Regions from separate parts of the Homo sapiens genome. Here region 1 is linked to region 2. The links are chromatin contacts, found by Hi-C in ENCODE. All regions are on one chromosome and are shown on one strand. Each heading gives the region's core, a stretch centred on a gene start or an enhancer-like site at or near the end of the contact. The rest is flanking DNA. Distances are from core to core; before and after follow the strand shown.

What was found. Hi-C counts contacts between places; a loop is a spot of excess contacts on that map. Pooled maps may share reads with other maps.
Region 1: a loop to region 2 is called in a map of endothelial cell of umbilical vein, with 16 times the contacts of the local background. The contact joins two enhancer-like sites. A Hi-C loop is called at or near these places in 3 of 168 maps with a recorded cell type or tissue (IMR-90, endothelial cell of umbilical vein and heart left ventricle) and 6 of 50 pooled maps.

Annotation. Positions count from the first base shown.
Region 1 is chr18:25,515,318-25,520,143 of GRCh38, forward strand. No RefSeq gene overlaps it. Among named protein-coding and RNA genes, the nearest start is that of ZNF521, 170 kb to the left of the region's middle. RefSeq lists an enhancer at 3,496-3,665. Within about 2 kb of position 3,559, at least 3 of the 41 ENCODE cell types and tissues checked have a DNase peak (open chromatin) inside an H3K27ac peak, as active enhancers do; they include endothelial cell of umbilical vein, where a contact is called at or near this core.
Region 2 is chr18:24,859,797-24,865,047 of GRCh38, forward strand. No RefSeq gene overlaps it. Among named protein-coding and RNA genes, the nearest start is that of LINC01894, 130 kb to the right of the region's middle. RefSeq lists an enhancer at 2,739-3,240. Within about 2 kb of position 2,600, at least 2 of the 41 ENCODE cell types and tissues checked have a DNase peak (open chromatin) inside an H3K27ac peak, as active enhancers do; they include endothelial cell of umbilical vein, where a contact is called at or near this core.

The DNA of each region.
Region 1 (4,826 bases), core at 2,309-4,808, 660 kb after region 2:
CAGATGATAGACTACTAGCCTCCTCAATTAGCCCTTATTAGAGTAAGTACCTCATTCTCAGGGTTCATCAAACAAATATTTACTCAATATTGTCCTAGAAATTCTTACCGTCTATGTAATCCTAAATGATTACATCCCCAAGCCTGCCCAACTGCAATTAGATCACCCTCCCCAGCCAATCCCCTCCATGTCAATACACCCACATAACTCCCCTGACCCCCAAAACCTCATATGCTTCTCACTTTTGTCCTTCCTGCTCAGAGATGCTACTAAGACTCAGCTTTGCTTGATCATGGGTTATTTTGGTATTTTTTCAGGGAATCACCAGTCAACAGCCACCAATATTTAATGGGTACCTAGCACTGACCTACATTTTGTAGGCACATAATAAATAGTCTAGTGGGTAAGAAGGATACATAAAAATCCATAATTTTAGGCAGAATCAAGTAAATGCTTTCATAAATGCGTGAACAGCCCATCCTGATGGAACTCACCAAAGGATCTGCTAGCACTTTTTAGAGGAAGTGATCATGGAATTTAGGGTGTTGTAAAGGCTAACTTGCAACCTTCTGGAGGCTTACACCTTGTAGTGACTTTCTTTTAATTCTCAGATAACTTCTGGAGATTCCTATGGCCACTTTAATTAGAAACAACATGAAATAAGTCCAAAATTTCATCAGTTGCTCTAATCCTTGATACTGTGGTGATGAATTTTTGGGGGCTCCCTCAAAGAAGAAAATAGGATTCAAGCACACTCACACACACGCAGACACACATGCACACACAAACATATATATATACACACACACACATATATATACACACACACATATATATATACACACACACATATATATACACACACATACACACATACGTATACATATATATACATATCTCAAGGAGGCAGAACCTACCTATCTGCCAGGGCCATCCTGCTCTTTCTACAGCCTGTGGACCTGCAGACCATCTTCCCAGCCATCTGGTGGAATCTTAGTCCTAAGACAAGGCACGATGTTTCGTGGTCAGTCACCCATGCTTCCTGCAACCTACTCCGACAGTGAAAAAACACACCAAAGCACTTGTTTAAACAAAGCTTACTGAAACAGAACTCTGATGGTCCTCTAATATATTTTTTCATGGGGTTTGGTTGGGGGATGGTGGAGCTGGTGGTATAACCAATACGTTTTGGTAAACATGAAGCAAATTAAACAAAATGAGGCTTTTGTTCCCATGGTAATTGTATAATTTTCTCTTAAGGAAAGTATGGATTTTGTTTGTGCAGCTGACAATTACTGTTGAAAGTACAGTGTGGCCTGCTATTAGTTTTCTGAAGATGGTCCCAATCCAAGAATGTTTTGAGAATATTCTATTAGCCTAAACAGAAGCTATTCCCATTAGAAATAAATATTCTGGCCACATCCTAATTACACTTTTAAAATTAAAAAAAAAAGGCATTCGTGTGTTCATAGTAACTGTATTTCTACATTGTCCACAAAAAAATATCAACCTGATTTCCAATGAGTTAATAAAGTTTCAGTGTCTTGCAGTGATTCAGCTTAACTTTGTTGAGAAGTAGTCCAAGTATGTGGAGAAACAGCAGGTGCTGGAAACAAAAGCCTCTTTCTACCCTTTGTCAAGATAACAAGATTCAAAGAGTCTCATACAATGACCAAAAGTTGATCAGGGCCATAGTCATCCTATCAGGAGAGCATAGGAGCCACCTTCTACCTCATTAGCACTGTTTATCTCATATCGTGTTAGCATTCATTTTCAGTAATATGATATAAGAATGTAATGATGTATAAGTGTTTTTTAATGTTGTGTAAGTGAAAACAGGTGGGTAATTTACCATGGGCTCCATGCAGATTGGAGCTGGCATTTCACAAAGAGAACACTGAGCTATTTTTTTTTTTTTGGTAAGTATTTTTTTTTTAGCCTGGGTCAGATTTCAACAACCATGGTTTTTAAAGTCACTTAGTCATGTCTATACGAGGCATGACACCACAGATCTGTGAACCCAAAGCAAAAATCAAGAGAGTTATTTACCAGGGCTGAATGCCTCAACCAACAACAAGCATGCTTATATCGTTAACTTTCGTTCAGTATGGAAGCGAAGAGGGGACAGCAGTTTAAACAAGGTATCACGGGTATTCAAAGAAGCCCATAATTAGAGTACAAGCTGCTGATTAGAGCACTGGCCCTGCCTAGATACCTGGCCGCTGAGCTAATGGACAATTCTTTATGCAGAAGTCAGGAGTGTTACTTTATAAGAGTTATGATGAACATCGGGTGGCATTGATTAGTCCCTGCTTTTCCCAGGAAGTTAGAAAGAATTTGTATACCTCTACATCTTTTTATAAAATACTCAGGTGACATTCCTGTTGCCAAGATATCAATAATCTGAATTAATTTCATCATCATCAATACTAGCTGAGCTAATAAAGCTGGAGAAGCCAGGTGTCTTCATGCCTTTTTCTAGGACAAGTGTTACTCAGAGTCTCCCATGACTATTTGCTGATGAAAGGTTATAATAGATTTAATAACGTCTGAGAAAGTAAAGAGCTAATTTTGTAAGTGAAAGTGAGATGCTTCTTTCTACCCCAAACGTTTGTAGAGACAGCACTTTTTATTTTCCAGATTTTCTACTTTCCCATTTTAATATTGAAATAGAAGAAAAATGTTCCCCACCAAGTGCATTTCTGCAGCCTTGTTCTGTGTCTCACGTTGCCTGTCAGTCTGTGATACTACATTCCACAATGCCCTGCGGGAGAAAGAAATTGTGTCCAGACGCAGCCATGGGAATGGAATTTCCCATACCTTGAGAGTGACCTCCAATTTGACCTTAAAATTAAAAACTTGTTTGTGAACTCCTGAGAGGGAAAAAGAAGTATATAACAGTAGCTGCTGTTTAAAAATATAATTGGCAAGCATAGTATAGAAACAACACATGAGTCAATCATGGGCTCCCTTAGATCCCAACAACTCACAGCCCAGATTTCCTGTGTTTTCCTGCCCATGAATGGGGTGAACCACCCGTGTAAACATCCAGGAGGGAAAAGAACGATTCCTTTCTAATCCCCATTTGCACTGGTAACTTTTCCCCAGTGTTTGTTTAAGAACTGGCATCTCTCACTCATTCAGTCACAGTCTGAGAATTTGTCATCAGGCTCATTTGTGCTTAAGAGCACAGATTGGAGCTTTGGCACCAGAAAAGGCTTGAGTCTCAACTCTACCACTTGCCAGCTGTGTGACCTCAGTTTCCTGATCTGTAAAATGGTGATAAACAGTGATACAGTAGTCCCCCTTATCAGTAGGGTATATGTCCCAAGATCCCCAGTGGATACCTGAAACCACAGATAGTACCAAGCCCTATACTATGCATACATACCTAAGATAAAGTTTAATTTATAAATTAGGCAAAGTAAAAGGTTGACAACACTCACTAATAATAAAGTAGAACAATTATAACAATATACTGTAATAAAAGTTACATGAATGTGGTCTCTGTCTCTCTCTAAATACTGTAATATTTTCAGACCATGGTTGACGTTAGGTAACTGAAACCATGGAAAGTGAAACTGCAGAAAAAGGGGAACTACTGTATGTACCTAAGACGGTTGTTTTGAGAAGAAAAGTTTATATACTGGTACCTCATTTCACTAATAGTCTATGTCATGAATTTTTCTTCTTATGGAAATTGCCGAATGACTATTATTCCTTATGATCAAGAGAGTTTTAGATGCTGTATCCATTTCTGCCCTATGAGAAAATGATGAACAAAAAGGTATGTTACTAATGTCGTCAACAATATATCACATTTCACAGTTTATGGATGTATTCACATCACATTATTTAATCCTTGCAATAATCCTGTTATTAATCTTTGGATGGCTATTATTGCCTGTATTGTCCAGATGACATATTACTACCTCTATTTATGTATTGAGAGGTAAAGTCCAAACATTGTAAGGGACTTATTCAAGTTCAGATATTGTCTGTACAACTAGACTATGGATTTGAGAACAGCCCTGCCTTAGGAAGTCCTTTGCCATTTCAGTTACAGCAGGTGGACAAAATAAAAGTATTTGCTGTGAATTCTATTTTTTATTTTTATTCTTTATTTATTATGACTATTATTTTGAGATGGAGTCTCACTTTGTTGCACAAGCTGGGGTGCAGTGGTGGGACCTTGGCTCACTGCAACCTCCACCTCCTGGGTTCAAGCAATTCTCCTACCTCAGCCTCTTGAGGAGATGGGACTACAGACACACATCACCATGTCTGGCTAATTTTTTGTTTGTTTGTTTGTTTTTTGAGACAGAGTCTCGCTCTGTTGCCCAGGCTGGAGTGCAGTGGCGCAATCTCGGCTCACTGCAAGCTCCGCCTCCCGGGTTCATGCCATTCTCCTGCCTCAGCCTCCTGAGCAGCTGGGACTACAGGCACCCGCCACCACGCCCAGCTAATTTTTTTGTATTTTTAATAGAGACGGGGTTTCACCGTGTTAGCCAGGATGGTCTCGATCTCCTGACCTCGTAATCCACCCACCTCGGCCTCCTAAAGTGCTGGTGGGATTACAGGTGTGAGCCACCGTGCCCGGCCACATCTGGCTAATTTTTATTTTGTATTTTTAGTAGAGACAGGGTTTCATCATGTTGGCCAGGCTGGTCTAGAACTCCTGGCATCAACTGATTTGCCCGCCTTGTCCTGGATTTGCCTCCAGGATGCTGCAATTGATAGGGAACATAGGGGTATGTGATTGCTTGACTTGTTTCTTGCTCTACTGAAATTTCCATCTTGTTGAAAGTAAAGAAATATTAATACAG
Region 2 (5,251 bases), core at 1,350-3,849:
TGGCACCATCAGTTTTGGTGGAGTTACATGTGGCATTCACTTCACATTGGCCAAGTAGCAAATCCTGGCTCTACCGTTTACTGGCCATGTAACCTTAGACAAATCATTTGGACAATTTCCTCATCTGCAAAATGGGGGTAATAATTCCTTCAGAGGGTTGCTGTGAGGCTATGATGAGATAAGATATGCAGGAGGAAAGATGTCTGGTTTAAGATCTTAGCTAAAAATGAATCACCCTGTATTTTGGCAAAAAAAAAAAAAAAGGGTAACTTTCAGGGTGAATGTTACCTGAATAAATTCTCCTTTCCCTCACTAGAATTAATTCACTTTTGGGCAATGGTTCTCAGACTGTTTGGAAAGGCAGCAGGCTTAGCAGTTAAGGGCTCCAGGCCCAAAGTCGGAGTTAGAATTTGAGCTCCGCCACTGACTAGCGATGTAACCTTGGGGATTTAACTTAACCTCAGTCTCAGCATCTGTAAAATGGGGATGGAAATAGAATCTTCCTCATAAGGGATTTGAGGATTAATTAACATCATGCATGTACAGGGCTTACCATACTACCCGGCATTTCATAAGCACACAATAAATTTTAACTACTCTTATTAAGTTTTGGAGAACAACGGAGCCTGATGAGCTACATTTTGTGCTTCAAAATTAATAAATACAGTCAGATTCATAAATAGAACATTCTCAATTTTGTTTTTCCCTTCAGTATATTTAAAATCTTTAGTGATAACTAGTTTGTTGTCAAATGTGTGGGGAAAGAGAGGATGCTGCTTATTCCAGTGGTTTTAGCTTCCCACAGACTGAACTTGAAGAGTATTTTCTGGGTGAGCCATATGGAGAGTTTTAACTTTATTGAGAGAGTCATAGTGCCGAGAATTTCCTGAGTGCTTCTTGTGTGTATCTCACAACTACCCTATGAGGCTGAGGTTCCAAATCCATATTTAAAATCTCTAAGGTTGTCCATATATTATCCATCTTTTAATAAATTATTCAAAATAAATAAGTAATAAGTTAATATGATAGAATAAAATCTCAGTATTTTGTTGTGTTCTATAATCTCCCCCATCTTTCATTTGGTCACTTGAATGAACACACTGAGAGTTATTATTTGATTATTTCCCATGCCGTACTGTTAAATCGCCCATTATGGCAATAGGGCCTGGAGTTTTGCTATTATATATTTTTACTTAGCAAAGGGCTACACACACACACACACACACGTACGCATGCACACAGGCATGCACAGGTATACACTTCCTAAAGTTAATATTAAATGACCGGAAAGTTTTCAGAGTACATGAATAAGTGTACTGTTCTTCCTACCAGTCCTATCTTGCTTCTAGCACAGTGAAATTTGGCCTGCTATCTGCTTAGCACAAGGCTCAGCAAATCCTTGTTGAACAAAAGGAAATTATGTTGAATTCTCCAACATCCTTGCAATTGCCCAACAGTTAAATCTATCCCGGTTTCTCTTCTTTCTTTCTTTCTTTAGGGATCTCCTAACCAGTTTAGCATTGCTGACCTATGTTTCCCTGTTCTGACCACTTCCTCTCTCAGCTCATTGATAAAGATTTTTCCATAGGAGGCCAACCCGGGTATGCCTAACTATTATGACCGAGGAAAGGGTCTAGTCTCCTTTGTTTATCTGCTGTCTGAGCCTACCAGGGAGGTCATGACTTTAAAAATATTTTCCCTACTCTGAATGGTGGGTGGAATCAATCTAGGCTTTTGGCACAGAGGCCTAGAGGAGTCTTTGAAGCCGACTTTGCCTGCGGTAAGGAAGCCTGTCTCTTGCTTTCCTATTCCCAGTCTGTTGAGCGTCTTCTGATGGGGCCACTGTTGTGTGGGGAGGGGAAGAAGCCTCCCTGATTCGAGGAGAAACTGGAGTGTTCGCACCACCCTGATGAGGGATACAAATATATTTGCCCCTGGTGAGCTGTTTGTAATTAATGCGTGCTTTGTGGTTTTAATCTTTCTTTAATCTGTAAAGCTATAAAAATTTACAGCTCAATTTTAGAATCAAGAAAAAAGCTAAATTGCACAGCTCAGTCCTTAAAGTTAACCATTTCACAAGATCACAATTGCAAGGAGAGTGTCCGCAGAGGCTCTTCCTGTGCTGTTCCATTATCTTTTCTCAGTGGTCTTGTTTTGTCCCTTATCCAGAAGTCACTGGAAACAGGAGAACCATCTCTCTACCTGTTTCTGTCTCACAAACACACACAGTGCCCCAAAGAAAATAAACAATACAGTACATGGTCTATAAAGCAAAGGGAAGAAAAGAACATCTTAGGTAAATACCAGACTACTTATTTTATGATTTTTAAATGTCATTTTTGCTCCAATATTGACTTTTTTTACGGAGGATGAATTATAGATCCTGCAGCACTGGGAGAGACCAGGGTTTCCTTTCTTAGACACAGCTGGTCAAGTTAAGAATTGAAGTCGTGGTAATTAGTTACGAGTTTCTTAGTATGGAAGTCCAGACTGCTGAGAGAACCCTGCGAGGTGACCCCTCCGGGGAAGACAATACACCCGGGAAAGGACCGGAATGGGCAACGAAGAAGCACAAAACAACATCCCAATCTTGTTGCTACAAACAGATGTTGCCGCGGGCGCTCGCTTGCAAGAACGAAATACAATACAATCCCTCATTTGTCTGACCAGGTTTCTCTCTCCAAGAATTGGTTTCGAGGCAAATTATTTCAGGGTTGCACAGGCTGGTAAAAGGCAGTGGAATTGGAAGCTATCGTCCTTGGCGACCTCAAGTCTCAGAAATGATGCTGTGAAAGTGAAAGGGGTTGATCAGGGGTCAGGGGGAGACTTGGAGCCAGAAACCAGGTCACAAGGAAGGAGGGGGCGGCCAGACTTCCAAGAAGAGGTTTTGAGAAACTAGCTAGAGGGAGCGGGTGTGAATTAAGATTCCTGGAAGGAGGTCATGGGAGGCTAAGGGGGAAAGAAAGAGAAAACTAAGTTAGTATCAACCCTGCCCTTCCCGAGATTTTGATTGTTCTCTCAGTGCCTATACAGACAGAGAAATGCAGGCTTAAAGAAATGGAGATTGCATTAGGGAAATTCAATTTGCCAAGACAAAAAGAAGTTCATTCAGATGAAAAGGGGTTAGGATTTGGTGAGGGGAAAGCCCTTTTGTTTTGTTTAGAAGAGTTTGTTTTTTTGTTTTTGTTTTTGTTTTTTAATAAAGTGTATATTAACTTGCCCTATTTTCCAACTTGCTTGTGAAGCCAAGTGAGTCAACTGTATTCTTATATGTTTTGCCAAAAAACATTATTATTCTATTAGAAGTTAAAGGCAAACACTACTACAAACCTGTAATTACTTAAATCTTGAATTTATTGCTCTCCATCTATTTTCCTTAATCTAACTGCTTCTATAACAATAAGCCATTATTGTTGTTGTTGTTGTTTTAGAGATAGTGTCTCGCTCTGTCACCCAGGCTGGAGTGCAGTGGCACTAACATACCTCACTGTAACCTTGAACTCTGGGGCTCAAGGGATCCTCTGGCCTCAGCCTCCCACGTAGCTGGGACTACAGGCATGTGCCACCACACCTGGAGAAAAGTTTTTAATTTTTTTAAATTAATTTTTTAGCTTTTTGTAGGAAGGAGGTCTTGCTATGTTGCCCAGGCTGGTCTTGAATTACTGGCCTCAAGCGATCCTCCCACCTCGACCTCCCAGAACACTGGGATTAAAAGCATGAGCATAAGAAGCCATTTTGAGGGCAAGCAATACTACTGAGAATAGATATTTGTTGAAAACCAGTTGTATGCCTAGCACTGCATTTGTAACAATAATACTAACCAGTGCCTATATAGCACATCTATCTATCTATCTATCTATCTATCTATCTATCTATCTATCCATCTATCTACCTATCATCATATATCTATGCTAGGTGCCAGGCTTATTTTATGAGGTCTACATGTAATATTAACCCCATGACAACCCTATAATATAGGTACTATTTTTACCTGCTCTTTACAGATGAGAAAACCATGGCTCAGTGAAGTTAATGACTTGCCCCAAAATTATGTAGCTAGCGAGTGACAGAACCAGTGTTTCGGTCAGACTGCTGGGTTTCAGAGTCTGGGCTGCCAACCATGACACTCATTTCTTTTCATGGTAATTTCATGCCTTTCAAAGTAGGTAGTGTTATCATCATTCCCAGATAAAGAGATTGAGATTCAGAGATTAAATAATTTAACCAAGATTGCCTAGTAAGTGGGAAAGCCAGAATTCAAATCCAAGCCTATTGGAATCCCATCTTGGAGGGAGAGCAGTAGCTGAAATGCTTTAGACCTGTGCGTTTTAAACTTTAACGTACACACAGATTGCCTGGGGATCTTGTTAAATGCAGGTTATGATTCCATAGGTCTAGAGTGGGGCCTAATATTCTGCATTTCCAACAAGCTACCAGTTGATATTGATGTTGCTGTACCATAGGACAACACTTTGCAAAGTAAGGCTTTAAGAGCTAGGAGCCATAAAACAGAAGGTGTTTCTAAGCTGTTCCCCCATCCTTGCTCTGGTGAACATGGAGGTGGCAAATTTAGCTTGGGATTCTGCAGTTTAAAATAAACTCACTATTTTCTTTCCTTAATCATCATATACTGCCATTGAGATTCAGGGAGTTTCTTTCATAAGTGTAACCACTTATACTCTTTTTGATTTAAAAAAAAACCATGTCATTATTAGATTCATCCTAAATGTCACCACTTTCTTCATAAAATATCTCTTTAAATTTCTTTTACATACATGCATTCCCCTTCGATTTGCACTTATGTCCTTTTGTTCTGATCTACCTAATAAACTCAAACTGATCATCAACCAAAAATTTATGACATGTTGAATTTAATACTTCATTCAGATTGTTTCCTAATCACCTACTTTTAGAACTAAATCTGGAATCCAATTTTGTCCATTTCTCTTCAATCAGAAGATCCTTCATTTGGTTAGTTATCTTGAATTTCCTGTGGAATTTGTACCCTCCAACTTATGTCTGTCTTTCTTTTCTCTATAAACACCATAACTAGATTCTGAACCTCAAATCTATATGTCAACTGTGGCCTACCCAACCCCCTAGAAGGCAATAGAACAATATCTTGGAATTTATGATTTATGCCAAGCCCCCTTGTCAGCCTCACTTCTACTGCCAACTGAGCTGAAAATTGAAATTCTGGTTCAGTCTGTAGAGTCAGACTCTGTTCTTCTGTTGTGTTAACTAATTCATT